6 separate regions of the Mus musculus genome follow, and regions 1, 2, 3, 5 and 6 are each linked to region 4. Evidence: chromatin loops called from intact Hi-C (ENCODE). Cell type or tissue: heart. All regions are shown on one strand. Links, peaks and the distances in the headings refer to the core of each region. The heading gives the core; the rest is flanking DNA. Region 1 has its middle 16 kb from the start of Gm3646. Region 2 has its middle 40 kb from the start of Rfx8. Region 3 overlaps Map4k4 (mitogen-activated protein kinase kinase kinase kinase 4). Region 4 holds the start of Map4k4 (mitogen-activated protein kinase kinase kinase kinase 4). Region 5 overlaps Rfx8 (regulatory factor X 8). Region 6 overlaps Rfx8 (regulatory factor X 8).

Evidence for each region. A loop is a pair of places that touch in the nucleus more often than their neighbours do. Peaks named below come from ENCODE experiments on the same cell type or tissue, not always from the same donor. Only the 100,000 strongest peaks of a DNase experiment are listed, where the experiment ranks them.
Region 1: a loop joins it to region 4, with 1.9 times the contacts of the local background. A loop is called at or near these places in 2 of 42 quality-filtered maps.
Region 2: it touches region 4 in a loop (6-fold over the local background); 15 of 42 quality-filtered maps call a loop at or near these places.
Region 3: a loop joins it to region 4, with 3 times the contacts of the local background. A loop is called at or near these places in 14 of 42 quality-filtered maps.
Region 5: a loop joins it to region 4, with 2.9 times the contacts of the local background. A loop is called at or near these places in 13 of 42 quality-filtered maps.
Region 6: a loop joins it to region 4, with 8 times the contacts of the local background. A loop is called at or near these places in 5 of 42 quality-filtered maps.

What each region holds. Positions count from the first base shown.
Region 1 is chr1:39,818,488-39,823,331 of GRCm38, forward strand. No RefSeq gene overlaps it. Among named protein-coding and RNA genes, the nearest start is that of Gm3646, 16 kb to the left of the region's middle. In heart, for the core only: a CTCF peak has its summit at 2,317; no DNase peak of the experiment used is centred there.
Region 2 is chr1:39,759,064-39,763,907 of GRCm38, forward strand. No RefSeq gene overlaps it. Among named protein-coding and RNA genes, the nearest start is that of Rfx8, 40 kb to the left of the region's middle. In heart, for the core only: CTCF peaks have their summits at 2,514 (motif pointing right) and 3,161; DNase peaks (open chromatin) are centred at 628, 888, 2,408, 3,138 and 1 weaker place; H3K4me3 peaks cover 811 bases; H3K27ac peaks cover 1,813 bases.
Region 3 is chr1:39,979,484-39,984,327 of GRCm38, forward strand. It overlaps Map4k4 (mitogen-activated protein kinase kinase kinase kinase 4), which reads left to right. Exons shown (of 32, transcript NM_001252200.1): 6 at 1,077-1,167; 7 at 3,656-3,786; 8 at 4,400-4,454. Among named protein-coding and RNA genes, the nearest start is that of Map4k4, 81 kb to the left of the region's middle. In heart, for the core only: a CTCF peak has its summit at 3,880; a DNase peak (open chromatin) is centred at 2,688.
Region 4 is chr1:39,897,522-39,902,365 of GRCm38, forward strand. Map4k4 (mitogen-activated protein kinase kinase kinase kinase 4) reads left to right here and starts at 3,392. Exons shown (of 32, transcript NM_001252200.1): 1 at 3,392-3,765; 2 at 3,988-4,053. The coding sequence starts at 3,709. In heart, for the core only: a CTCF peak has its summit at 3,068; DNase peaks (open chromatin) are centred at 3,230 and 3,870; H3K4me3 peaks cover 2,329 bases; H3K27ac peaks cover 2,290 bases.
Region 5 is chr1:39,683,341-39,688,184 of GRCm38, forward strand. Rfx8 (regulatory factor X 8) reads right to left here. Exons shown (of 15, transcript NM_001145660.1): 8 at 2,155-2,268; 9 at 260-410. Among named protein-coding and RNA genes, the nearest start is that of D930019O06Rik, 34 kb to the left of the region's middle. In heart, for the core only: a CTCF peak has its summit at 2,691 (motif pointing right); a DNase peak (open chromatin) is centred at 2,701; H3K27ac peaks cover 986 bases.
Region 6 is chr1:39,711,607-39,716,450 of GRCm38, forward strand. All of the region lies in intron 2 of Rfx8 (regulatory factor X 8), which reads right to left. Among named protein-coding and RNA genes, the nearest start is that of Rfx8, 7.0 kb to the right of the region's middle. In heart, for the core only: no CTCF peak of the experiment used is centred there; DNase peaks (open chromatin) are centred at 855 and 2,715; H3K27ac peaks cover 2,775 bases.

The sequences.
Region 1 (4,844 bases), core at 610-4,609, 79 kb before region 4:
TTTTTTGTTTGTTTGTTTGTTTTATGTTGTTTTGGCCTCTGGCAGAAACAGGAAAAGACTCCTGAGACCTTTGAGTGAGTCCGTCCTCCTGAACAGGTAGAAGGACTTCTGGAGAGTGGTCCCCTTTGAAAAAGTAGATATGACTACACTTGCTGAGAGACATGAGTCTCTTAGCAGGAAGGAATCTTGACAGAAGTTGGAATGCTTTTCCAGATAGGAATTTGGTACATGACCCCTAAATATCAACACTCTGAGCTCTGTGTCTCCTTCCTAGGCTTTCCATCCGTCCGTCCGTCTGTCTGTCTGTCTGTCTGCCTGCCTATCCATCCTAGGCACCTGTTTGCTCCACACTGACCATCTCCTGGTTCTGTGGTTCTGTATTCACAAATCCTGTCTTCCTAATGAGATGAGATGTTCTTTGTGAGGTCAGTGTGTGGGCAGCCTGTTCTGAGTCTGCCCTGTGCCTGCTCAGTATGGGGTAGTTAGCTACTCTTGATGTGTTCCTTGGCATTTGTTGACCAAATAAAGACACTCTTTAAATTCTTTTCATTTGCTTATTTCCAAATTATTATTTGGGGAGAAACTTGGAGAAATTAGTCCAGTCTATAAAAAGTGTCCACTTAAAATGAACAAATTTCACTATGCTATTCTCCACCATTAGATAATTCACCAACGTGTTCCTTGCAAATATGAGATGACCCTGTGGTTAAAGGCTGAACAGTGCCCTCAGAGGTGTGCTTGCCTGAGTTACGGGATCAAGTTAGGGCACAGGAATTCTTAAACAGGACAAGTTATAGAGACCGAATCAAATACCAGTCATCTAGGTCTGTAGGGGTTCAAGTTAAGTATCAGTATGTGCTCACCCATCCTTACCCTCAGGCACCTACAGCTCAGCCTTCCAAGAGCAAAGAAGGAGGTGCCTTATGCGTAGTTCATCCACTCTGCATGGCAGTGGTTGTTTGCTGAATATGCCACAGCAGAATACTTCCTTTATACTAAATGGGGTGTTGATCCAGGGTGTTGGAGAAGCAGGGGAGTGTAAACGTACAATGATTTTTATCAAGGGAAGTATCCATGTGAGAAAAAGTGGGGAGGAAACAAAGAAAGGACAGGGGTTCACTGGGCCATGAGGCAAGCCGAGCGCTGGGCATGAAAGTGGAATGTGAGGTGGGAAGAACACTGCCTGGCACCCGTGACATGTAAGAAGACTCCTCGAGCTGAAGAGTTCCCATCAGACTCTGGAAGCAACCCTGCTGAGTGCTCTGCCCTGTCCAAGTGCCAACTAAGCAGCCCCCAGGAGGCCAGGCCATGGCACTAGCCCAACTAGGTCCCCATCCCTGGCTAGCTGCAAAATGTGATCACCGCAGAGGCCCACGTCTTTGATTCACTGAATCGATGACCTCGTGAAGGAGCATATTCCCCCCTTTCCTTGCCACACCAGTCTTACCGAGACAGAAAGGCTGCAGGTCCCAGGCAGTCGAGGGAAGCTGGTTCTTCAGTTTGACAGTCTGAGCAAACTCTGGTGAGCTCAGCTCTTCATAGGCTTCCAAGATCCATGCTTCCTCAGTCTTAGGGAGTCCAGATGACCCAATAAACTATCTTACTTCCTTGCCACTGTCTAAGATTTGTTCTCCAAGATCAAAGGATACAGTGAAGTGTGTATGTGTGTACGTACACGCTTACTCATACATGTGCATGTACATATGACAGAGACGCAGACATAGAGACAGATGGCTGGCTGACTTGGAATTTGTGCCAGCTAAGCTCTGAGTCTAAATGTTTCAGCATCTACTCCTCCTCACCCTCCTTTGATTAAAACAAAAAAGCAGAACGTGGGCTGGAGAGATGGCTCAGTGGTTAGGAGCACTGCCTGCTCTTCCAGAGGTCCTGAGTTCAATTCCCAGCAACTACATGGTAGATCACAACCATCTGTAATGGGCATCCGATGCCATCTTCTGCTGTCTGAAGTCAGTGACAGTGTACCCACATATATAAAATGAATATGGCTGGAGCAAGTGGGGCTGGAGTGAGTGGAGCTGGGAGAAAAAAAAAAAGCAGAACACAGCAAAATACATCATTTAGCCAACTAAAAAGAATACCTCCCAATTTTTTTTCCCCTCCAAATTCTGAACAGCTTTGTAAAATTGCAACACAACTTGTCAAATATTCCCTGGCATCAAAATATTCTCAAGATAACTGATGGGGGAAAAAAAAACCCCAAAACACCACTTTCTGGAACTAAATGATGCTTTTCATCAACCAAAAGAAGTGAAACCTACATACTTTAAGCTATTGCCACTTTATGTCTGGTCTCCGGGAGTTGGCGCCACAGTCGCATGAGCAGCAGAATAACGAAGCCAAAGATGCAAACCTGAAGGTCACAAGCTTCTCCTGCTCTGCATGATGCAATTTCTTCCACTTTTATTTTTAGAGCACCCCACTTACATTATGAGAAATAATCTAATCATATTAAAATCATATTGTCAGACAGTTCTTAGTAGATTAAGCTTGACTCACAAATAGCTTAAGAAATAACTTTGATAATATTTGCAAAAAAAACAAACAAACAAAAAAAAAAAAAAAACCTGAGCTTTGATGGGAAAGCCTGATTCATTTTGTTTCCTATCTGACCTTCTTACAAAATTAGCAAGAAAACCAGTTTTTTTGTTTTGTTTCAGGGAAAGGCTATTTGGCTATTTTCCTCAGACCTGTGTGTTTAAATCTAATTTGGTCCAACTCAAAGGATGTAGGAAGTTAATGATCATTAGCTCAAATGCTAACTATACATACTGCTGTGGACAATTCTAAACTTTCCTTTGCTCAGAATTCTCATTAGAAATAGAAGAATGCTCCCTCCTCACCTCTATGGTAATTCCTTCTCAAACATTCTTCCACTTAACGTTGTTTGCCAACGTACCTGTCTTAGTCAGGGTTTCTATTCCTGCACAAACATCATGACCAAGAAGCAGTTGGGGAGGAAAGGGTTTATTCAGCTTACACTTCCATACTGCTGTTCATCACCAAGGAAGTCAGGACTGGAACTCAGGCAGGTCAGGGAGCAGGAGCTGATGAAGAAGCCATGGAGGGATGTTCTTACTGGCTTGCTTCCCCTGGCTTGCTCAGCCTGCTGTCTTATAGAACCCAAGACTACCAGCCCAGAGATGGTCCCACCCACAAGGGGCCTTTCCCCCTTGATCACTAATTGAGAAAATGACTTACAGCTGGATCTCATGGAGGCATTTCTTCAACTGAAGCTCCTTTCTCTGTGAAAACTCCAGCTGTATCAAAACTAGCCAGTACATACCATCTGCATCTGCCATTGTGCCGAGGTCTGTGGAGCATGTACAGACCAAAGAAACACATCCAGCCCTCATTAGGTTTTCACTTCAGTTGGAGAAAGAAAACAAGCTCATGTGTAGCCTACAGCAAATGACCAAACATTAGTCAGGTTGAAATGGCATGCTGAGACAGAGAAACAATGACCTCAGTTTTTGGGTAGCATTTGATGTAGAGGTTGTCAAAGGTGTGTTTGAGAGCTTTCTCTAGTCTTATAGAGTCCAGGATTCCCCAGTATAAGAAATGGTGGATGTTTTCCTACATCAATTAACAGTCAAGGCAATATTCTGGGCAACTCCACAGACATGCCCAGAATCCAACCTGATCTAGACAGTCCCTCACTGGGACATTCTTCCTGGGTGACTTGATTCTATGTTGGGTCAAGTTGACAACGCTGACATCAAAGGGGGTATAACAGCGGTCAGAGAATAAAATGAGAGGTCACATTCAGATGGTGGTGGTAGAAACGGAGTAAAAATTGAAGACTAGATAGGATGCAGGCCCTCAAATGGATGAAGAAGATCAGATATAGAACTTGCATTCTAAGACTGAAACCTACAAGAACTCAGTAGGAGAGTATATCTACATCACAGAAACAGATTCAGGAAAAAAAAATGGTGGGCTCTCACTGAGAACGATAAGGATGAGTGAGAGGTTGACTCCATGTGTATGGAAAGCCCATCAAGGAGACAATAATGAGAGAAAATGACACTTTGAGGAAATGATAGAAGAAAATTTTCTAGGAAAAATTTGGAAAACATGGCTGCTTTTATTTGGATGTAGTTGTGGCCACCAAAAACGTCATTGAAATTTGATTCACGGGCTGGTGAGATGGCTCAGTGGGTAAGAGCACCCGACTGCTCTTCTGAAGGTCCGGAGTTCAAGTCCCAGCAGCCACATGGTGGCTCACAACCATCTGTAACAGGATCTGACTCCCTCTTCTGGAGTGTCTGAGGACAGCTACAGTGTACTTACATATAACCAATAAATAAATCTTTAAAAAAAAAAAAGAAATTTGATTCACAACAGTGTTGAAAGGTGGTGAACCTCAGAAATGAGTTAATGACTTTAAGAAACTATGTTAAGGTCCTTGGGTCTCACAGAACCAAACCAGTAACAGGGAGAGTGGGTTGTTACAAGGCTTAGACCACTGTGTTTCACCTCTTCCACACATGAACCTACTTGCCATTCTGACATGTAATGTCATATCTTCGTATACACATACCTACTAACCATTCTGCTACATGATGTCATGTCCACACACACACACACACACACACACACAAACACACACCTACTTACCATTATGCCATGTGATGTCACAGATGCCATGAAACTCTCACCAGGAACTAAGAAGACACTAGTGCTGTGCCCTTAGCCCTCTAGACTGATGATCTAAATAAATTTTCTCTCCCTAGACATCACTCAGTCTCAGGTTTCCTGATACAGCAACAAGACACAAACTGTAATAGATCTGTGACAAGGGTGCCTGAGTATGGTTCTCCTTC
Region 2 (4,844 bases), core at 586-4,585, 140 kb before region 4:
AATTCCCCCCTCACACGAACTGAACACATAGCACCAGGAAGACGGAAACAATTCCTGTATCAAGTCACCAAGGCCTGGGGGGTAGCATTTTCCTGACACAGGGCCTTTCCTTTTCTGACTGACACAGAGAACCTGAGGCAGGTGAGAGGCCAGATGGGAGGGAGTCCAAGGCCCACAGCAGACTTGGTACTTTTGAGTGTTCAGGATAAAGTGGGTCACCACAGCCAGAGTGACCCCCAGCTAGGATGGTTTTGTGGTGTGTGCTGACTGTTAGTCACAAGTGGCAGGGAAGGGGAAGACAGAAAAAAAAATTGCAAGAAGGAATGTTTGCTGTGCCTGAGCAGCTTGACCTCAGAGACAGCTCAGTCCCCTCCCAGAATGGGTTGGCTCTCAGCAAAGTTGCTATAACCCAGACTTTGCTGTGTGGGGTTCAGCTGTAAGTTACCTCTGAGCACACATGTTGAAAGGCGAAGGCTCTGAAGCCACTCACACAGGATGGAGTTTCTTTGGGGACGGTGCTCATTTGTACCTTCCTTCTACAACTATCTGCATTCCTGGGTGCTGAGTCTACCAACAGTGAGCACCCGTGTCTCCTGGGCAGTGTGAGTGGCACATGGCCAGATAGCTGGCAGTCCTGTACAATGGGGGTTGTTAAATGCACGCTGTCAGGAAGAAGGGCACATCACTGGTCCAGGAACTCTAAACAGAATGAAGCTGCTAGTCACTGAACCAGGCCTTAAGGGCCTGCTTCTGCATTTAAACATCCCCCCCGCCCCCCCCCCCCCCACTACAGATAAGCACACGCCTTCCTTTCAAGGCTGGCAAGCACAGAGAAATACCGAGTTGCCTGAAGATCTGAACACAACATGAAAAGTTCTCAGAGTTCAGGGGCTTGGAACAGAGTGTTCGTGGAGCAAGTCTTATGATTCACAGCCCCTGGGTTCACCCTGTGGTCAAGTCAAAAAAAAAAAAAAAATACTACTAGGGAGCCAGGTATCTGGAGTGAATTAAGTCTCCCTTCCTTTCCCTGTCTCCCTTCTTCTTACTCGCTCTCTCTCCTCTCCTCTCTGTCCTTCTAATTATGAGGAATACAACTAGAACTGGTCTTAACCATCAAACATCCACGTCTGGATTTTCCACACAGACAGTTTCGACAACTATGGAACAAACATCTCTGGAAAGGACTTCAGGACTGGAGATGCAGGAATCTCCTCTTGCCCTGCTTCCCCAGGGCATGGTGTTCCCAGGTACCAAGAATCTAAGGCATCTAGGGATGTATGAAGCATCAGAAGGATGCAGGCTGGTTCTATGCAAACATGATGCTATGCTCTCTAAGGGACCCTGTAAAGGAACAGGGGTCCTGGCTGTGAGGGCCTCCCTGCAGACTCAGAGAGAAGACTGTTACGACAGAGGCGTCCTTAGGGATAACGGTGAGGGCTCCATCTGAAGTTCATGCTGCTCATTCCTCAAAGCTCCCACCGAAAAAATGCTCTCATCTTCTAAGTCTGCCTCAGAGTCCACCTCCAGGAACTAAATCACACACTGGCAGCTGCTCAGGAGTGGACCACACATGTGCACAGAAAACACACACTTCTTGTTTATTCCATATTTGTTTCATTGTTAGTTCCACTTTATATATCTGCTATATATGGCACTACATTAGATTGAATATTATATAATTACATGTCACATACACATTACATACCGGCAGTTTCATACAGTATACATTCCTTTTCTTTTTTCTTTTTTTTCTTTTCTTTTCTTTTTTTTTTTTTTTTTTTTGGTTTTTCAAGACAGGGTTTCTCTGTATAGCCCTGGTTGTCCTGGAACTCACTCTGTAGACCCGGCTGGCCTCGAACTCAGAAATCTGCCTGCTTCTGCCTCCCCAGTGCTGGGATTAAAGGTGTGCGCCACCACTGCCCGGCCAGTGTATATTTCTTAAAGTGTTTTTTTTTTTTTTTTTTTAACTGCCTAAGCGTGTTTTGTTTTGTTTAAATATAAGGAATAGTGGGTGTGGAAAGCCAAATCCTACTGATCTCGTGAAAACATCCCTGATTTTATATTTCTCATGCCCTTGCGACCTCAGATTCCACCTACCTGAGCCACGCCCAGGTCTTCCTGGCAAAATCTCTTCCCTCCAGAATCTGACTCAGTCTTTCTGCCTGGCACACTGGGGCCGCAGCTAACAGACGTCGGATGAATAACATCCTGTAATGTGGGGCCCTCGCTGAGGAGAGGTGGGGGGCAGGGCGAGGTTCTGGGCCAGAATTCATGCTAAGTCAAAGTTAAGGCCCCAACTCCCAGCAGCTTAGTAACCGCACGACTGGCTTCATTCGTGCCGGTTCCCACACACCCACGCCAGGAAGAGGGAAGGGATAGCCTGTCCCCAGGAGTAGGGGCAACTGCAGCTCTTCCTCCAGTGAGAACTCCAGTCTCTGAGCTGGGCTCCATCCTTCTGCACTGGGAAATGGTTTTCTTGACTCCCCCTGGGCACTTTTCCCAGGAGGATCCACTAGATGGCCTGCGTTGAACACCACCTTTCCGGGAGCGTGCCTGAAGGGGGAAGGACTGCTTCTTAGCCTTCCTGCTTAGCTATTTTCTTCTTCTTCACAATTTGTCCAGGTAAATCTCCTGCAGTGTAACCATACTAACCCCTCAACAAACTTCACGTTAGACAATAGGAACGAGCTGAGGGGTGAGTGTTGAGACTCTTTAGTGGAAGAGCTCTCTGACTGGAAACACAGCAAATCAAGCGATTTCTGAGTCACAGCACGGACAGTACTGCAGAGAAAGAAGTAGTAAATTAAGGCCTGCTACACAAGCTAGTTTGAATAAAGAGAAACGACAAGACCTTGTACTGGTGGGGCCGGAGTAATTCAAGCTCCACGGCACTTTGGGGGTAGGCACGGGGCATCGCCACACATGTAGTTGTGGCTTTTGCCCTTAGTTGTAAAAGCCAAAGACAGTTTGAACTCTTTGACCGGGAAACTTCGAAGATTCCTAAAGCTAGAGAAAAGCAGTCAGTATGAAAAAAAAAAAAAGTTCGTCTCTGCTACTTGCAGTAAAGGAAACTTGGAAAGAAGCCCAGGGACTGACTGTAGGGAGCTGACTCAGCCAATGCGCAGCTGAGAAGATGGACCGCGTGGAGCGCCCCCGCCCCTGGATACAGGAAGTCCTGCTGAGTGGCTATTTTCTCTGGTTAAATGTAGATTTGCGAGTTTGGGGATGAAAGTAAGAGCAGACTGCTTGTGTCCGAGTAAACTCTTACACAGACAATGATTGTTACACCACACATGAAGAAAACCCAAACCAGCTTGTGCTGGATCCCCAAACCCAGCTCAGGAAGCTAAGGCAGAAAGGATCATGAGTTCTAAGCCAACCTGGGCTACTTGGAGAACATACACAAATTAAACTCAACAGCCACCGTCAGTTGGAGGAGCTGATTCTAGAGTCGATTTTCGGGAGCTGAGTGAGGGGCATTATAGTCGGTCTGGCTTTCTGTAACAAAATGCCACAGACTGGCAGAGTTCAGAAAAGCTTGGAGTTCCAGAGGCCATCAAGTATCATAGGAGTCGTCTAACAAGAGGATGGGTCAGAGCCCTCTTTTCTTCTCTTCCTGACTTCTCTGTGTCATCACCTCTGCTGGGCAAAGACTCTGTCAGGCAGAAACTGCTTGTTCTTGGGCTCCTCCTGAATGGTTGAGAAGGACATTCCTAAATTGATAAATTCTCTAGCCTCATGTACTCTGCCACAGCCTCACAAGACAGATGAAGAATCTATGCCATGAGAGATGAAGGTTTGACCTGCAGTGATGAAGAGAGGGATGCAAACATTCACTCCTTAAAAGAGACATTTCCATTGGCATGCTAGGTGGTCCCCCAAAAATACCCCGGTCAGAGAGAAACCCTAACCCACTTTCCCTGTGTCTCATCAGGAGTGGTTAAGGCTCTGATGGGGAAGGCTGAGCTCCCATAGACTAGCCTACACATGCTGGGGTAAATTACCGTCTGCTCATGCTAGCACTAACTGTCAGTCATGTGCTTTACATTTAGACACAGCATTTGAACCTAAAATCAGGCTGTTACAAGATTCTACACTGATCTGTCCTGTCTAACTCCTAGGGTACCATTACTCTGAACTAGTTGCTGTCTTGCTTTGTTTTTTTGTTGTTGTTGGAGTTTTATAAATATACGTAACTAGTTCTTTGAGAATTTCATTCCATATAATTGATCATATTTACCTTGTTTTCTTTATAACTCTTCCCAGATCCACCCCTCCCAATTTCATGTTTTTGGGGTTTTTTGTTTTTTGGTTTTTTGTTTGTTTGTTTGTTTGTTTTGAGACAGGGTCTCTCAATGTAGCCCTGGCTGTCCTGGGCCTACTCTCTAGACCAGGCTGGCCTGGAACTCAAAGATTCACCTGCCTCTGTCTCCTGAGTGCTGGGATTAAAGGTGTGCAACCATGCCCGGCCATGTTTTAGTAACCCATCAAATCCAATCCATACTTCTATTTACTTGTGGGCTTGGGGCCACATACTGCAGCATGGGTGGCCTACTAGGGGCCACACCCTTAATGAAAACACTGACTTTCCCTTCTCCAGAAGCCACCAACTGCCTCCATTAGGGGACTTATCCCCCACATGTCCAAGATGGATTGTCAGCTAGCTTGATGTCATGCAGTTCTTAGGCGAACAGTCATAGATGTTCTGTGTTCATTATGCCCAGAGGACACAGTTTGGCTCCCTGACCCCTGTCTCTGACAACCTTTCTGCCACGTCTTTTTGTGTGTGTGTGTGTGTGGGGGGGGGGGGCGGGGCTGCGCAATAGATGTCCCATCTGTGGCTG
Region 3 (4,844 bases), core at 450-4,449, 82 kb after region 4:
AAGAATAGATAGGTACCACATAACCTAACTTCTGTTTCACTGGCAGATTCGTAAGTGAATTTAGAACCCACTGTGCTGGAAGAAAAAGTGATCTAGGGCTGTTGCCGTTAATCGTAGATGTTGGGCCTGAGAACATGGGCCTGTGCGCCCGGAGCTCTGGCACCCGAGACAGGAGGCTTTCAAGTTTAAAGCTGGGCTGGGCTACACGGTAAAGACTCTAGCTGCCTCCACCACTGCAGCCCCCAGCCCTTATTTATTTTTAATAGGAAAATCAAACCCCTGACAAGTAACCCACCCTTTCTTTCAGTGCCGAGGGAGGCACTTCAGAATCAATGGCTTGCTATGTCTTAAGAAGCCGCGCTGTGGAGTGCAGCGTCTCGTGAATGAGTTGTGTGGCTGCTGCCTCGCTGCGTTTACATCACAGGTGGATGCGTGTGTTTTCCTACAACCTCCTTCCTGAGAGATGCGACTGGACTCATTCTGGATACAGGGCTTCCAAAGTGTGTGTGCCAAGAGTGCTTGTTTGCCTAGGGAAGAAAGACTTTATTCCTACATGAGGCTGTTCTGGTGACAGAATTATTTTACACTTGAACAGGAGTGAGATATATCAGCACGTGACAGTTTGTTCCTCTGTAGTGGGAAGACAAGCCTGCATTTTAAGAGCTGGATTTTAAGGCCCCCTCTAATTCTTTGCTGTTCCCCTGGGACGAGTCTAGCTCAAATAAATTCAGTCACCCACTGTAAGATAGACTTTTGGTGTGGGAAAGGAGCCGTCCTGAACACAAATAGCACAAATTATAGCAGAAAAACCTCAGATGGCAATCTAAAGCTGTGTCATAGGCACAGCTTAAAGTGGTTGTGATCATCCCAGAGGGAAAGAAAGTCCAGCTCACTGCTCTCTGTATGTGTGGCAAGGCTGGCGGTGTCTTCTGGGAATGTGCCAAGGGTAAATTTTATGTTCTAAATGCGGATTTACAAAAACTTGGCCCACGTGTGCACCTTATTATAAAAGGGTGCTCCTGGCTGTCTATTTACAGGGACAGAGAACTGAGACTCAAATCTGCTTTTCTTTTCAGGGATTGGCACATCTCCATATTCACCACGTTATTCACCGAGATATCAAGGGCCAAAATGTGCTGCTGACCGAGAATGCTGAGGTGAAACTTGGTAGGTGGCCGGCCGGTGTGTGCCTGATGCACCGTCCTGGTGCCAGCGGGTGGCTTGCTGTGCCCCTTTGGTAACTTTGCTGTTTCTTCTCCCCTGAAGGATGAGAGGACTGGCTTACTGTTTAGCCAGCCCCAGCCTCCGCTTCATGCTTCGGTAGTCTACTCTGCCTAGATATAGCAGCCAAACAGAGTTTGAAAAGTTTTTGTTTGAACTTGGGGTGGGAGGGTGGGGTGTGGTTGATGAGGCCCAAACTCAGGAACTCATGACTGAGGTGCCTTTTCTGCCCTACACTAAGTTAAAAGTCAGACTTCGTTATGTAAGCACAGTGGTGCCTGGCATAGTGCAGTACAGGATGGAAGGATGAAGGAAAAACATTGTGAGTTTGAAGCCAGCCTGGGGTATGACGTTAGAAGGGGGATGAGTGAGAGAGGGGAGAACAAGAGAGATAGGGAGGAGTGTGTAGGGGGGTGCAGAGAGATGGGTACACAGAGAGACAGATAGAAAGATAGAGAGACAGGCACACAGACACAGAGACAAGTACACAGAAAGAGACAGGCACCCTCAGTGACTTACTGTTCTATTTCAAGAAGGTTCAGACTTCCTGCCTTGCCTTATAAGAAGTGTGGGGTCTGACCGCTACTACTTTCCTGCCCCATCATCTCAGCTCTTCACTTCTACCCTATGCCCCATGTTACAATATGGAAATTATATGGTTATTTTTAGTAATAGAATAAAGAATAAAGTCATAAAAAGTTAGCAGAGCTGCTTTCATGTGCACTCACTGCTGGCACAACGTTGTTTTTCATTACTTCTCGGACCTTGCCCCAGGACCTTTGCATATCCTGTTCTCAATTGGGAATCGATGTCCTCATTGTCACTGGTACAGTTTTTCCTATCTTTAGGGGTCTCTCTGGCCTTCTGATCTGCCTTGGACCTGTGCTTTCCTCCTATAGTGCTGTTGATAATTATAAAAATTATAATTCTATTGATATCATATGGCACTTTTCAAATAGAAGAAAATAGTCCCCTTTACTAGAATATTCTGGGAGCACAGCAGCCGGGATTGCTTTGGTCCCTGGTGTATTTTCATGTGGTGCCTGGACATTGTCTTCAGTGTTGGTGTGGGTATTCAGCGGGTGCCTCATGGGCGGCATTGCCAGCTTTCTAATGACTCAGACATGTTCTCTGTCTCCCTGAGCTACACCTGAACTTGACCCCATTTTATTTTTATGCTCTTACATTTTAAATACAACCAGCATTAACTTTTTCTGTTAAAGGGTCATGTTGTTTTCCCTTCGGACACCCAGCAGTCTGCTGCTCTTCTTTTCTTCCAAAAGTCTGAGCCATAGAAGGCTGCTCCTTAATGCCCAACTCACTGCACCCTTCTGCAGTGCCTCTGCTGCCTGGTTATCTGCAGTGCTCTGCCCATGTGGAAAGTCTCTTGGGGCTAAGCTGGGACACTCATGTTGTCCTTGCTCTGGTGTTTCCATGCCCTGACCTCATGCCACGAGAATTATACCCTCAGTCTTTCCTGGCCGAGGTGCTGGAAAGCTCAATCAGGCTTTTGGTCCTGGATTTGTCCTCTGTGTGTTGAGGAACAATCAACAAGGAAGCCAACTGTTTCCTGAACTTGTTCTGGACACAGAAGTGGAGTGTGTGACCCCTGCCTATTGTCTAGTGTTTTGTAGACCATTAGTGTGAGCTTCGTGCCCTTCTGCTGGGCTCATGTGGCTTGTGGGCTGTGATGATGGTGGCATGTGCTGATGTTCGTACACCCAGTGTGTGCTTTCTGCTGACCCTGCCTCCCTCCATCCATGGCTTTCTTCTAGCCAACATCATCATTCAATTCATGGAAAGTAGAAGTCACTCTGAAAGGGCAACTCACATCCTGAGGCCATGTGTGTCTGTCTGTCTGTCTGTCTGTCTACACGTACGTGTGTGTGTGTGTGTGTCTGTCTGTCTGTCTGTCTGTCTGTCTGTCTGTCTACACGTGTGTGTGTGTGTGTGTGTGTGTGTGTGTGTGTGTGTGTGTGGCTGCAAGTGCCAGAACACGTAATGTCAGGGAACAACTGTGAAGTCTGATCCATCTTCATGTACGCTCTATGGACTGACCTCACATCCTCAGTTGTACAGTGGGTTCCTCTAAGTCTCTTCATCTACTGAATGGTCTCACTGCCCACTCTGCATTTGTGAGTCTCTTTATTTAGTACAGTGCTGTGTGTTAGCCGCCCAGCCCTGCAGTAATCCCTCTGCCCATCCCTCAGCAGGCCAGGCTGGCCTCCTGGCTCTTCTGGACTGACCCAGGCTCTTGCAATGCAGTTTTAACATTTCTGTTCTGAGAGTGGAGGGGGAAGGGTGCAGTCCTTCCCAGTGCTGCCTCCCAGAATGGCTTGCAGCTGACAGAACCAAGCTGCCTGTGGCGGTTCCTCATAGACTTTCTTCTTCTTTGTTCATTGCGCTTCACTTCTTCTTGCTTTTTGTTCCGTAGTTGATTTTGGTGTAAGCGCTCAGCTGGACAGGACGGTTGGACGGAGAAATACGTTCATAGGCACACCCTACTGGATGGCTCCAGAGGTCATCGCCTGTGATGAGAACCCAGACGCCACTTACGACTACAGAGTAAGAACACCCACCCCCTTGCCGGGCATTTTTGTGTAAACTGTAACTTCTCTTAAACAAATAAATTGAAGTGATTATAGAGTGACCTCTAGGGACTTGAAACCATAGTGCACCTTTTTATCCAGGCATAAAACTCATATTTCATTATCTGATTCAGCTTGACTGTACTACTGTTTTATTTGTCAATAAAAACAAAACTTCTGCTTTAGTGATTGTTGTACCTGTTAGTAGTGTTAAAATTGAGTTCATAGTTTAACTGTTCCTGGTGTATTTCAGTATTTGTTGTCAATATCCATTAGTGAGAATTAATTTAAATCATTGCTACACCAAGATTTTCTTTTAATTTGAATTATTTAAATATGTATTACAGACTCATTTTTCTACTCCTTAATACATACATAAAAATTGAAACACTTTTCACCATTATCAGAATAATATCATGCTTAAGTAAATAAAAGCGATCTAATCCCTAGGGCTGGAGAGATAATAATGTCCTAGCAAGATTTGTTTTGTTTTTGTTTTTGTTTTTTACCTGAAGGATGCTTTTATTCCATTTGTATGACTGTCCAGAAATACAACTAGGCATCTGGAACATTCTCTTTTGTTTTTGCAGAGTGACCTCTGGTCCTGTGGCATCACAGCCATCGAGATGGCTGAAGGGGCCCCCCGTGAGTATCTTCCTTCCTTCTGAGCTCATTTGTTCTGTATAAAGTGATTGCCTGTAAGAACCCAAGGACACTGGGCAGAACCAGGCATGGCTGAGTGATTGGATGAGAAACCCACCATCGGGGCGGCTGCAGGTGCCCAGGGGTCTCTCAGTAACCAGTTTCCCTTTTGGAGTGCCCTGGGTCTGCAGCCTATTCATGTGCAACATCTGAAATTAATAAGAGCTCTTTTTTCTTTGCATTTGAAGAATACTGACTGAAAGGGGTCCCTCATCTTTGAAATTCTATTTATTTTGAGTTTACAAATGGAGATGCTGCCTTTTATTTACGGGGTTTTCTGTGAAGATTTGAGTTTGTTTTTCCTTGGGTTAATTCAGTAGATCGATCAGTCAT
Region 4 (4,844 bases), core at 606-4,605:
TGGTTTGAGTCTTCTGAAGCCTCAAGCCCACGCCCAGTGACACACCTCTTCCAACAAAGTCACGCCTGCTAATTCTTCCCAAATAGTTCCATCAGCTGGGACCAAGTATTCAAACAGGGCTTGTCCCCAGCCCCGTTCGTATGCTGAAGCTCTGTCTATTCCCTCTCCTCAGGTCTGCAAGGGGAGGTAGGGTGCTTGGGAAAGTACCACAGTTCCACTAAATTGAGCTGAGGAGATGGCTTAGTGGTTAGGGTCACTTGGCTGAGGATCTGGGCTTGGTTCCCCAAATCCACATCAGATGGGTCACAAATGCCTGTTAATTTCAGTTCCAGGGGCCCTGATGGCCTCTCTGGTCTCTTCACACATGCACAGGCAAGCAGGCAAACACACACACACACACACACACACACACACACAAATAAAACAAACAACAAGGGCAGATCCCAGAAGGCCAGGGCACCTCAGAGCACATTCTTTTCTTATTCAGGCACCCAGATGGATGTCTTCCAGACAGGAAGAGCCCTTATTCAAAACCAGGTAGTCTAAAACCTTCATCTTGGACACACAGAGACTCTGAAGTACAAGAAAGTAGTCTATCTGCAGGGGATAGTTGCCAAGATCCTCAATGGATGTGTGAAAATGGAGATGGTAGCTAAACACCCACAATGACACAATAGGCAGAGACTCATTTGTATGTGTAATATATATGTATCAACTTCCTATACATACCCGATAACATTTAACTCATAATGTAGGCACAGTGATTTACTAAAAACAATAAAGTAAAACAATTATAACAAGATGCTGTAATAGGTTGTTTAGAACTTGTAAAATTTATCCCGAACTTTTCATTTAACGCTTTTCAGACTAACGTTGGTCTCAGGTAAAGGATACCACAGAAAGGAGAAATATAACAGAGGGCTGCCATACTAAAGTTACCCAGTTCAAGATATTTTGCTATGATTATGTGAACGAATACATGTACATTTTCAGCAAGAGTTTACCCACAGAGCTCATTTCAAGTGGGGCAGATGTGAGACTGTTCGTTCCATTTACTTTGGCTTTGGGTTCAAAAGCAAACATTGGGTCACCGTTATCCAGCAAACCCCATCTTTTCCTCTGCTCCCAGCAATATGCTAGCAAGTGTAAAGAGAGGTCTGAGCCACAGGTAGAGGGGTTACCCGTTGACTCTATGGCACTTTCTGGAATTCCTTCAGGTGTCATGTCTTTGGAGAATCTACCATCCCGTGACCTAGTCACAGTCCTCACTGCTCCTGCCTGAGCCCTGGCTTCTTGTCTTTCTTATCTCTTGCCTTTATCTGGTATACTGGAGAGGAAATAGGCTGAGAGGTTAGGCAGCCGGAGCAAGGTTGCACAACTGATAAATAATAGAGCCAGGGTTCAAACCCAGTTCAGCTTTGCTCTAAATCCAGGAGACTTTCAGAGAACACCTGCTTAGTGTTCTTTCTGTCTGGCTGGAATTACAATATAATATTATGCGTATTTACAAACTGCCCTTTGGACATTAGCTTTAAGTTCTCTGAGGACAAATTGTGATGCTCTTTCAGATATCCTGGGCGCTGGCTTGCCCTTTCAATAATAGATACTGCCTTGAAAATGGAAAACAATGGCTTCAGTACGGATCCTGCTCACTGCATCTTAGGATAGGGGTTGGGGGGGGCGGGGCTTGGAGAAATCCGAGATAGTAGGATGTAATGGCTGTAATGGCTCTGAACTGATGGGAAAGGATTCATATAGATAAGAAGGAAGTGGTATGAGGTAGGCCTCCATGTCATAGGTCTGATGTTAACCTGTGGAAAGACTGGGATTAGGGACTGGGAGTGGGGGTGGGTTGGGGAGGGGGGCGGTGCCGAGAGACTGCCGTATTTGTATAGCCATCAGCTGTGCACAGTGGGCGAGGTAATTCTTCAGATTTTATTTCCTAATGTATAAAGCAGCAAAATTAAGAGTACCACTCAAGGTTCACGTGAAGAACAGTAAGATAAGATATATGAAATGGGCTGCACACATCACTGTATTATCAATAAATAATAACAAAGCCAAACCAGACAAGCGCTAACAAATTCACCAACATTTTTGTTCCTGTGCGTTTCCTAAGGAACAGATATTGGGAGTTCCGAATATAATTTCACTCTACAATGGAGTCTCATGTCAAACATCTTAGAACGTAACCCAAGCAGAAGAGCGCTGGACATTCTCTGGGGGCAGCGACTTGAACTCTGGGTATAGGCCGAAGTGGAGAGTATGCTCGCTCCTCTCTAGGCTAGGGTCTTTAGGGTTTGAGTACAACAATTGCAGTATTGGGGGTTTTCTACTCCGAGGCTATAAGGTGTGTACTGCTTAAATCAGAACAGTGTGGAGTGTGTGGGGAGGGAGGTGCAGAACGTTATTGACAACTAGATGCCCATGAAACAGTGGATTTTGGGGGGCGCCATGTAACACCAAGCTTAGCTTCATCTCTTAACTTATCAGGCCCATTCTAGGCCTTCTACATGTGGGAGTCAAGCAATTTTACAGCGATCTTGTACCTGGCCATTCTGGGATACTGTTGAGAACACCCGCTGTGAGGTAACAGGGAGTCACTAAACATGTTTTTGGCTGGTCCTGGGACGTGATAAAGAGGGACAGTAGTTGAACTGCCTAGCTGACTTGCTGTGGCATGCTGGAAGAAGCCTGTTTGGTGACCCGTGGTGATCTCCATCCAGGTACTGTCAGGGTTTTAGATCCCGAGCAGAGGGCTCGCCCGTCCGCCCTCCCTCCCATGGGCCAAACTGGCTCGGGGAACACAGCAGCGAGCAATCACAGCGACTGTTTTGGATTCTCCCGGACGGTCAAGTGATGCTCAGCGAATCCTCCAGCAGCAACCAAGCCACAAACTGAGACAGGAAAGGAGAAAGGAGAGGAACACCCCTTGGGGGGTAAAAAGGAAACGAGGGTCTACGGGACCGACCGGCCGTAGGCGGCGGAGGGGTCCGAGGCCCGACCCCGGCGCGTCCTGGCACACCCTCTCCCGGGCGAGCGGCGCGGGTGGGGTGTCCACGGGGCCGCCGGGGCGCTCCGAGTCTTTCATTCATTGTTAGCGGAGGCTGGGGTGTTCCGCCGCGCCCCGCACTTCCTCCGGGAAGGCCCCGAGGGCTCCCGGCCCCACCCCGGGCCGGGCCACCATCCGCGGAGGGCCGGCCGCCCGGCCATTGTTCGAGCCCCACCCCTGCTGAATATTCACGCGGGCGGGCGGCGAGCGAGCGAGGGCGAGGGCCGGGTTCCGCCCGCTCTCCCGGCGGAGGGGGCGGGGGAGTCGCTCGCCCCTCCTCAGCGGCGCCGGTCGGTGCCCCGCGTCCCCGCCCCCGCCCCCGCCTCCCGCGGCATCTTTGTCTCGCGGCCTCGCGCTCGCTCGCTCGCCGCGCTCTCCGGCCCCAGCTCCGGGCCGCTCGTGCAGGCGCGCGCGCGCGGGGCGCCGGGGCCTGAGGCGGCGGGCGACGCCCGGGGGGCGGGTGGGGGCCGAGGGAGGACCGCCAAGCCATGGTGTGAGCTCCGCGGCCAGCGCTCTCCGCGCCGCGCTCCGCTCCGACCGGACGACAAGCCGCCCGGGCGGCGGCGGCCTGCCCGTGCGGCCCGAGCCCCGGCGCCGCCGAGCCCCTGCCCGTCTCTCGCTCTCTCGCCCGCTCCCGGAGCGGCGACCCGGGGAAGATGGCGAACGACTCTCCCGCGAAGAGCCTGGTGGACATTGACCTGTCGTCCCTGCGGGTGAGTGCGGCCGCGCCCTGCGCGCCGCGGTGGACACGGACACCCGCGGGCGCGGCGGCCCCTTTGTCTGCCGGGCGAGCGGGCGGGCGGGTGCCACGGCGCTCCCGGGGACCCGGCGGGGCGAGCCTTTGTCACCGCCCTGCATCCCTCCCTCCGCCCTCTCGCCCTCCTCGGTTGGGGTCCCTCTTTTGAGTTGATAACCTCCCCCTCCTCTCTCTCCAGGACCCTGCTGGGATTTTTGAGCTGGTGGAAGTGGTTGGAAATGGCACCTATGGACAAGTCTATAAGGTCGGTGTGGGGCGCCTTTGTTCCCCGTGGCGTGGAGAAACTTCTTAGGGGACGAGGGAAAGGGTGACGAAACGCTGCTGACTGCAGGCCGTGCCGCCTGGCCAAAGTTGGGAAAGGGGGTTTCGCCTGGCTTTTCTTTTTTTTTCTTTTTCTTTTTTGTTTTTTTGCCTGTGTTCAGACTGGCCTTAAAAGACCTCATTTCCTGGCTTTGAGATAAAGGAAATAAGCTACACTGTTAGGCATGCACTTGGCTTTAGCAAAATAGAAAAGGAATTTTGTGTTCGAGGGTGACCACAGGGTCTCCCCCCAAACCCCCTTTCCTCCAAATCTGGCCTTCATGCGTTTGCGTTTGTCCGTGAATTAAAATTCGGTGTAGACAGGCCTTGCCTATGACTCCACTCAGCCACTGCCTTGGTATTCTTGAGACATGTCATCGTGCTTCTGCCTTCGGAGTGCTTGCCGTAGGCTCCAACTTGGGGAGGCTAGCGTTACCTGGTACTGATTTTAAAGCTTGGCCAGCATACCCTGTTCTAGTGGACAGTATCTTGGGGAAGCGGGCGGGGGAGTGTGCTTTTGGGCCACGGGAACAGGAGGAATTACAGTGTGGGGATTATAAAATGTGAATTCCAGGAATAACCTTTGTGACAGCTGTGTAATTGAGATGGCTGGGAGGAGAGAGAGCAAGGAGTAGAGAGGATGCCAGACTTCACACCCGCCACCCCTGGTCGTTCTCTCTCTTTAAATTTATCCTCCTCCCTGGGCTGCAGATGAAGCTGAGGAATCTGTTGGCC
Region 5 (4,844 bases), core at 500-4,499, 210 kb before region 4:
CTAAAAGAGGAGACCTCAGAAAGAGTCCTCGCCTCTCCCTTAATGTGAGGGCAAAGCTGACAGACTGTCTCTGAACCAGAGAACAAGCCCTGACTAGATGAGATCTGCCACTGCCCTATGCTGGACTTGTGGCCTGTATGTTATCCATTGGCACAGAAGCAAGCGAGGAATGCATCTCAGCTGTTTGTGAGCTGCTCGGGGCATGATGCTGTACATTCCTCCTCGCTGTACAGAATTCATGCTTTGTGTGGAACTCTACCTTTGAGCTTAGAGATCTGTAAGATGGCAGGAAACCCTTCCAGAGCACCGAGAAGCCACAGTTTAAATCTCTTACTAAACAGCCGGACAGATTTCAGGTACTGGATACTAACGTCCTCCAGGAAGTCGGGGAGCAGCATGTCTTCCAGGCCCTACAGAGAAAGGAGCGAGCAGAGTGACTTGGCCTGCGAGGGCAGGGCCTTTCGACAAGTGACCCAGAGACAGGCTAGGTCATGGCAGGTCTGAGGGAGGTCACTAATGACCTAAGTCAGCCACTGCTTCCAGCACAGGACACCCTGCCACCTTGGTGTGTGCCGGAACTGGCAGCTCAGTATTTCAGATACCGATAATGGAATCTCCCCCACTCCCACCCCACATTCTGTGGATGGAACCCAAGGCCTTGTGCATATGCCACTGGGGCATACCCTCAGTGTAGGCCCTGATTCCATTAAAGTAAGCAAACAAAACCCAGAGCCAAAACAGAGCAAGCAACAGCACCACGCCCACTCTGGCGAACGCAGAGGGTCAGGACCAACATTAGGAGCCGCGTCAGTCAGCCCTTTTATTCTACGTCTGTGGTGACAAACTAGAAGCATGAGCTCCCTAAGTCCGAACCAGTGGGACTCTTGATGAACAAAGACCTCAGAACCGATGTCCACCTGACCTCCTAAGTGCTCCAGAGACCGGCGTTCCTGAGCAGAGCCAGCCTGGCAGTGGCGCTGCTTCAGAGTGATCAGCCATGGCTCTGCATTCTGAAACATCTTTTCTGGATGTTATTTGTTTTATGTGTATTAGTGTTAGCCTGAATGCATGTGTGCAGTGCCTGAGGAGACTCAGAAGCGGGCATAGATTCCCTGGAACTAGAACTACAGAAGGTTGTGAACCGCCGTGTGGGTGCTGGGAATCGATCCTGAGTCCTTTGGAAGAGCAGCCAGTGCTCCTAGCCTCTGAGTCTTCTCTCCAGCCCCCTGAAAATGCCTTTTTAAAAGACTGGCCTGGGAACACCTATAATCCCAGTACTCCAGAGACTGAGGCAGGAGGATTGTAAGTTCAAAGCCAGCTTTGATTACATCAAGGGGTCCTGTTTCCAAGAAATTATATATATGCAGAGAGAGAGAGAGACACACAGAGAGAGAGAGAGAGAGAGAGAGAGAGAGAGAGAGAGAGAGAGAGAGAGAGAGAGAGAGAGCGCACACACATCTTTGGTTGAAATGTTCAGAAAATAAAATGGGCTAAAATCTGAATCATGGATCATTATATTCTGTGTTTGAGGAAATTTAAAAGAGCAAAAGGTAAAAGGCCCTGTCCATTGTACACAGGTTTGTGTGTATTGTGGTGTGCTGTTCTGGGCTGGTGTGTATTGGAGGTGCTGTTCTGGGCTGGTGTGTATTGGGGGTGCTGTTCTGGGCTGGTGGGTTTTGGAGGTGCTGTTCTGGGCTGGTGGGTATTGGAAGTGCTGTTCTGGGCTGGTGGGTTTTGGAGGTGCTGTTCTGGTATGGTATGTATATTGGGGTGTGCTGTTCTGGGTTAGTATGTACTAGGGGGTGCTGCTCTGGGCTGGCATATGTATTGGGATATGCTGATCTGGACTGGTATGTTTATGGGGTATGTTCTGTGCTGTTGTGTATTGCGGTGTTGTGTATTGTGCTGTTGTGTATTGTGCTGTTGTGTATTGTGCTGTTGTGTATTGTGCTGTTGTGTATTGGAGGTGCTGTTCTGGGCTGGTGTGTATTGGGGTATGCTGTTCTGGGCTGGTATATATTGGAGGTGCTGTTCTGGGCTAGTGTGTATTGGGGGTGCTATTCTGTGTTGGTGTATATTGGGGGTGTTGTTCTCACCTGAGTACTGGCATTTGTTTCTGGAAGGGATGCCCAGGGGAGTCAAGGGTCCACCCACCTTATACAGCTGCATGTCATAGCATCCTAAGAGCTGGCGCACGTCGGGCAGAGACATGAGCATGACTGTGTCTTGCTGCCGAGATTTCCAGAAGGATGTGATTAAATCCTCCACCTAATGTGACAGAACATATCATCAGCAACCCAGGCTGTGCCTTGTGGGCCTCAGCCCTTCATAGTCAGTGACCCCACAGGCCATGGCAAGGCCTCACACCAGCGCATGCAAAGTTATGATATCAGCTTCACAGGCTGTGTTTGGAAACTACTCTTCTTACTTGGTGGGCGCTGGTGTTTTGCCTGCACTTATGTTTGTATGAGATGTCAGATCTCCTGGAACTGGAGTTATAGACAGTGGTGAGCCACCATGTGGGTGCTTGGAATTGAACCTGAGTCTTCTGGAAGAGTAGTCACCACTCTTAACCTCTGGACCATCTCTCCAGAGGAAACACCTCTTTTTAGCAACCATAGCAGATCACTCTGCCTTGGCCCTCCACTAGGAAACCTACTTCCTTGAGGGTGTTTCCTACAGGGAAAGCTGTTTCTGGCCACCAGAGGGCCCTGGTTGATTACCATAAGATGAAGGCTACAGGGGCTTTATCAAGGGTTGAGAAGAAAAGCTTACTGACTGACTGGCTGGCTGACTGATCACTTTGCTCTTTTTCCAGCTTAAAAAAAAAAAAAAAGAAAAAAGTAAGAGTATTGCTCCTCGTGCCTAACTCCTCAGCACCAATTGTGAAGCCACATGAGCCCCTCTCAGAGATCAAGTAGGGGACACATCAAGGGGCCAAAAGTCAGGTTCCTTCTTTTTCTGTTTTATTTGCCTGTTTCCAGATTCCAATTTTTGAATTAGATTGGCAGCTGCCAGCTGATAAAGACCACCCACCTCCTTTAAAGGTTTATTATTAATTCTGTATGTGCTCGCGTGTGTGCATGCCTACAGAGTCAGAAGAAGGCCTCAGAGCCCCCAGAGCAGGAGTTACAGCTGTGAGCCACCGTGCTGGTGCTGGGAAGTGGACTCAGGTCTTCCACAAAAGCAGCTAGTGCTCTTAACCACTGAGCCATTTCTCTAGCATAAGGCTCCTGTCCTGTGGGATTTCCATGGGCAGGGACATTCTAAGGTATCCAGGAACCCCAGGCCAGAAGTGATTCCTGGCCAGGTAGTGAGAGCCACCAGGAGGACCATGACTTGGGATCTGTGTCAGGAACACTGACAGACTTGTCCAAGTAGATTCAGGAAAGCTGTCCACTCATAGCCTGGTTGGCTACCCATGTTCCAAGCTCCCTGCTCCTGCTCATTAGTGAGTAAGAAACACAAGTGTTTCTCCAGTGTGTTCCCTCTACCTGATCCTGTGACTGCCTGGACTGAACTGCCTTGCATTACAGAAGGCCATCGAGGTAGAGGCCTGATGACTGGATGCTCATGACTCCATAAGAAGGCGAGACAGACAGATGGACAGACGCACATGCACACGCACACGAGCTCCTGTGTTGCTCTAGGCTGCCAACAAGAAAGCTATCATCCTTAGACCTTCAACCTTTAAAACTGTGACCCAAAATAAACTTTTCTCTTTATAAAGAAGCCCTCCCTAGGCATTTTGTTTATAATAATTGTTATAGTTTGAATCTAGAGTGTTTCCCCATGGCCCACTGCTTAAAGGTGTGGTCCTTGGCTGGTGTGCTAATCGGAGGTGGTGGCACATTTGGGAGTTAGGCCTAGTAGGCAGCATCCCGGCCACTGGGGCTGTGAGCTTTCAGAGGATGGTGAGACCTCCGGCTCTTCCTCTTTCTCAGTGTCTCGCCCAGGAGGAACAGGCTGTTCTGATGCTTGCTCCCTGCCTCTTCACAGATGCAAACTGGAGGGCAGTGCCAAGAAGACATGGGCCAAAATTCCCCAGACCATAAATTAAAGCCAGTATCCCTGCGTTTTAAGTTTCTTATCTCGGGTATTCTGTGGGAGTTAACAGTTGCTGACACACATCAGTCGAGAAGGGGTGACTAACGGACAGGGGCAGGACTCGTCAGCCTTACTGTGTAACGTTGTTCCCCTCATTACCAAATTACACATTCCTCAAGCCTTGTGGAAAATGACTTCCTAGTCCCAGAAACAGAGCTGTCACGGGACATGATTTAAGCAAGTATCTGCTGAGTGGAAGGAAGCTGTGAGAGGCTTGGCATCACGATGCTGCAGAGACAGAGAGGGGCACACTGGTGTCTCCCACTCTGCCATGCTTCACTCCGGCTCCACGGCGCGTGTGCTCACGCTGAGAGCCTTGCCGCTCAAAGCTGAAATGCTTAGATACCGGAAGCATCAGGAAAGCTCCCATTTGAATGTGCTCTTGCTTCTCTGGATTCTTATCTCATACATAGAGGAGTAAAGTCCAGGCAGTCGGATGGCTCAGTGTGTCCTGCCAAGCATGGGTTCTTGAGTTCCATCCCTGATTCCCACAGGCTGGCAGGACAGAGCTGAGTCCTGAACACTGTCCTCTGACCGCACGCGAGTCAGGCTCACAATAGGCTAGATAAACTCTAATTTAAAAATGTGTTTCCCACATTCAGTTTACACCCCTCCTTGTGTAATGGGGAGACCTCAGAGCGTCACCCTATAGGTAGGTGGTCACTATAGGTAGGTGGTCACTATAGGTACGTGGTCACTATAGGTAGGTGGTCACTATAGGTAGGTGGTGTGTCACT
Region 6 (4,844 bases), core at 400-4,399, 190 kb before region 4:
GGTGTCCCATCTGGGGCAGGTAATGTCCTGGCTTAGGTTCCCAGTACCAAAACTCTAAGGCAGCAGTTCTCAGCCTGGGGGTCTCAACCTCTGTGGGGGAGGTCAAACCTTTCACAGGGTCGCCTAAGACTATGAGGAAACACAGATATTTGTATTACGATTCATAACAGTAGCAAAATTACAGTTGTGAAGTATCATTGAAAATAATGTTATGGTTGGGGTCACCACAGCACGAGGAACTGTATTAAAGGGTCGCAGTGTCGGGAGGTTGAGAGCCTCTGCGTACTGTCCCAACAGTCAGGCTCTCCAGACTGAATTGCTGGCAACGAACTCCGTTTGGTCTTGCTTTCTGCTCTCTTCAATGCTACATTGCTGACTGGCATCACGAAGACTCTCTGGAAATTGGATTATTGACAGCTGTTGGGTCTAGCCTGTGGCTGCTGGGTCTAGCTTGTGGTTGCCGGGTCTAGCCTATGGCTGCTGTTGCTCTTCTGCTGTTTTCCTCTTTCTCTGGTATCATAGCTACTTTCAGAGTTGACCATGGGTCTTCTCATTTCAGAGGGTTTAGTGAGTGGATGGTACTCAACTGTAGAATAACAGTCACTTGGATTCCGATTCTCATCTCCCGCCCGGCTGAGTTACCTTGATGTGTTTTATATTCAGGGACACTACTCGTGTTCCAGTTTTCAACCGGACTCTATCCCGGTGGCCATATCCAGGGATTAACTACAGGTAGGGTATCTAGGCTCACACCTGCTGGAAGGGGAAACCCTGCATGTAGGGACAGTTTAGAAGCCGGGGCAGGGAAAGCCACAGGCCTGCCAATGACTTCTGTTGTTCCTCTGCAGAGCTGTTCCGCCCAGCTCCTGCTTGGCTGTGTGCCGCAGCCTCCCTTTGTATGAGCTCCCAGGAGCAGCATTTGAGAGAAGTGAGACGGGCTTCCCCTTATCTGACTTCTCATCTTTCTCTTGTCCATATCTGTCTGTCTGTCTGTCTACCTATGCACCTATCATCTATCCATCTATCCAGCTACCTGTCTGCCTACCCATCAGGCCTCCATCCATCCATGAGTCCATCTTTAATCTACTTACCCTTGCAGTATCTACACAACAGGATGGAGCAAAGAGATGACAGATGGATGAAAGAATGGATGGACAGACAGACAGATGGATAGATGGATGGATGGATGATCAAATGGAGGGATAGGACAGAAGGATGGATGGATGGATGGACAATAGACAGATAGATGGGCAGATGGATAGGTGGCAGATGGATGGACGAACGGATGGATGGATGGATGGATGGATGGATGGATGGATGGATGGAAGAACAAACTGCCTGACAACACATTCAAGGGGCTTGCATCTGTGGGCATCTGCAGTGAAGCAAAGATGAGGACGTGTGAATGGCTTCTTGCACAGAGGCCCCCTTCCTGGCTGTGAGGGAGTGTGGGAAGGTTAGTCCAGTCACTCAAAGTGTTTTCTGGGAGGCTACTGCAGTTGCCATCTTCTGACAACCCAGAATTCATGTGGGTAGGACGAGGAGGGCCTCAGTAGCTGAACAGAAAGGCCACTGTGAGCACCATCCACAGTCTGTTCAGGCCAAGAATCATCACGCACTTTCTGCAGTCAGCAGGGCAGGAGAAAGATGGGCTTGCCCTGTGTTGTTCTTGAACATGCAGAAAGCAGGCAGATGCCAGCAGGCTCCTCCAGAACACCGACTACCAAGCCAAGGAACACGTACTGGAAAGTGCCCAAGGCGGGTACCAAAGAGCCCACCACACCAAAGGGTCCAACTGGCTCGTATAGAGTAAAGCCTCTCTCATTTTCCTTTCTTCTTCCTTCCTCCCAGGAAGGTTCAATCAACAGCTGGCAGCACAGTCGGAAGGAGAGGCAGGAAACGAGCCTCTACACCTGCTTTGTGGCATGCCACAGTGCTGGAGGAGAAGGGGAGACCACACCACTTGAAAGCTGTGTTGAGTCTGGCCACTCGTCGAGTGTGGTTAATCCCAGAACTTGAGAGGCAGAGGCAGGCAGATCTCTGTGAGTTCAGGGCTAGCCTGGTCTACAAGGCAAGTTCCAGGATAGACAGGTGTCTTGCACAGCCCTAACAAAGCAAAGCAAACAAAACAAAGAATTTGTATACTCTAAGAGGCTGGGGTTTCAAGAAGCAAGCTGCTATGGTTGAGTGGATTAGGAGGACAAGAGACGTTCGCCTCACCCAGGGCTTCCAGGGAGGCCTGCTGCTTGCTCACCAGCTTGTCAGGACAGAAGGAGACAGATGGCAGGACACAGGGACAAGGGCAGGATATGAAGGCTGTGCTTCCTCCCAGCTCCTGCTTGCTGTTCACACTAGTGTGTGTGCACACGTGTACAAATGGACCATGGGAGCAAGTACACCTTTGGGGGTGGGGCCTCAGCCAGTCTTTATTTTTTTCCCTTCTTAACACTTTTCGATTTCCACACTGCTCACAAAGGAGACGCAATCTGATTCTAATCAGAGACACAGTCGTTGACGTTATTTTAGCAGAGGAAGCCAACCTCCGGAAACTCCCCAATCTGTGGAAGATACGGTTTGCGGCCAGAATGAGCACCACACAGAGCACGCCGATCCTGAATCATCTGTGCAGGAACTCCTTCGGAATCAACTCAGTCCCCGGGGGAGGAGGGAGGAAGTGAGAATTGGATATTTTGTTGTTTTTCTTGTAAACATGGTTTGTGGTCATATCCTTTCCCCTTCCTTTCCCTTCCCCGTTTAGAGCAGCTTTGGCACACAGGATACATTCCCAACAATCGGTCCCTTCCACTGGCCTATTCTCTAGGCAACTTGCCAGCCAAACTTAATGTTAGAACCTTGGCATCTCTTGAGTGGATTCTAAGGGAAACATTAAGACAAAGAATTCAAAATAAACGGAGGGGTCAGACACTGAGGTCTCCTTGCTTTCCTTTGGAATGCTCTGCAGCGTGAAACAGCCTCCTGACAAGAACTTTTTCCTGTTGTTCAGTGCAGAGACTGGACAAGGGGGTTCCACATGGCTAAGCAAGAGCTCTACCACTGAGCTATATATTCCTGGACCCTAGATCTTAAAAAGAAGGGGAAAGAGAATTTTCTGCTAGAAGTGAACAACCTCTAATGACACCATTCTGGAGAAAGAAAAATCTCCACAACCTTAGCAAAGATTGGACCCGGTGGAAGTTACCTTCTTCCCTCCGAGGAGGCCCGCAAGTGGGCAGCTAAGAAAAGGCTGCTGTGCCAGGCTACCTAGGGCTCATCAGAGCCTTTGATGACATTTCCTAAAACACTGAGTGTCAAAATGACAACTGTTTGGGCTGCAGGGTAACAGCTGGGAACTCCCAGTGGGTCAGAAAACCTTTCTGAGTCACCCTGTAGGACACAGAGATAAAAGGGACCTTAAATGCAGTTTCCCTCTTTGGTTTTTATCTACTTATGTTAGAGTATTTACAGTTTATAAGCCAGTCTTGGGAGACCTAGATTAATTTGACTTGTATGTGTGTGTTTTGGGGGCGGGGGGAGTATTTATTCTTGTTGGTGACACATTTAAATTGAAACAGAGAGAATGACCGGAAGGATAAAAGCCCCAAAGAAAATAAAAACAAACGGAAAACAAATGAATGGAGCAAAGGAGAAAGCAAGCCTGTGCCCGCACACACCGGAGAGGAGAGGCCTAGGCGGCATCCACAAACTGAAGCCCACAAACTAAAATGGGTCTGCAGGAAGGCAATCAGGAGCAGCCGTGACCGAGGCTCGGCGACGAAAGTAATTGCTCCCTATATTAAAGCAGCGGACGTGTTGGAAGATCCAACCACGCTTCAGAAGCACAGAATGGCCGTCAGGGCTGGACACGTCAGCCTCAAGGACTGAGTTGGAAGAAAAGGTCTAAACGGTTCAGTGTTTGGGAAAACACGGCAGCATCCCCAGGATTGCTGCTGGAAGATAAGGAGAAGCCGCTTTGCGAAGAGCTTGGTCTGTGTGTGTGATCAGACACCTTGTGACTCTCCCTTGTCACTCTTCAGGTTCACGCCTGATAGAAGATCCTCACTTGCTTTGCCCTGGCACAGGCTTGGTCCCAACAGCAATGCCAGGAAACAGTCCTGATGCCTGCCACCGTGGAGGGTTTCACAAAGCGGGATGTCACACATAGTATTTAATGACAAAAAGCTCACCAGTTGGCTGGAGGCTGTTAAGACCCTGGATGTGCCTGTCTCTGTCTCCTTAGTGCTGAGATCACAGATTTGCATGACCACACCCAGCTTCTCCCAGGGATGCCGGGGACCTGAACTCAGGTCCTCAAGCTTGCTAGCAACGCCTTCCCCTGAATTATCTCCTCCATTAAAGTAGATCTTTTGTCTTCATCAAACTCTTTGGTCTTACTATCCAGACAACAAGAAGGAGGTAGAGAAAGAGGAGGAGAAAGACAACAAGAAGGAGGTAGAGAAAGAGGAGGAGAAAGGACGAGGAAGAGGAAGCTTAACAATCAGGCCATACATTTACCAGTGATCAAATAACATCCTAAAACAACCCAATTCTGTATACACAAGGATCCTTGCAAAGAAGGGGGGGAGTGACTGGTCAGCGTTATGACCCCCTGAGCAGGCTTCTTGTCACTATAGTTGTAAGAGATAGGTAGGTATTGGCTCAGGACTCACAAGACCAAATTCTCAGCACAAAAGCAATGTATTTGATCTAGAGAGACAAAGGGCATGATAAGAGATGAACACAGGAGATAAAAGACAAAAGAGAAGGGGAAGGGAACAAGAGAGAGGGAGGAGGGATATTTGTCCCAAGGGGACCAAAGGGCTGCCTCTGGATAGAGAGGAGACAGC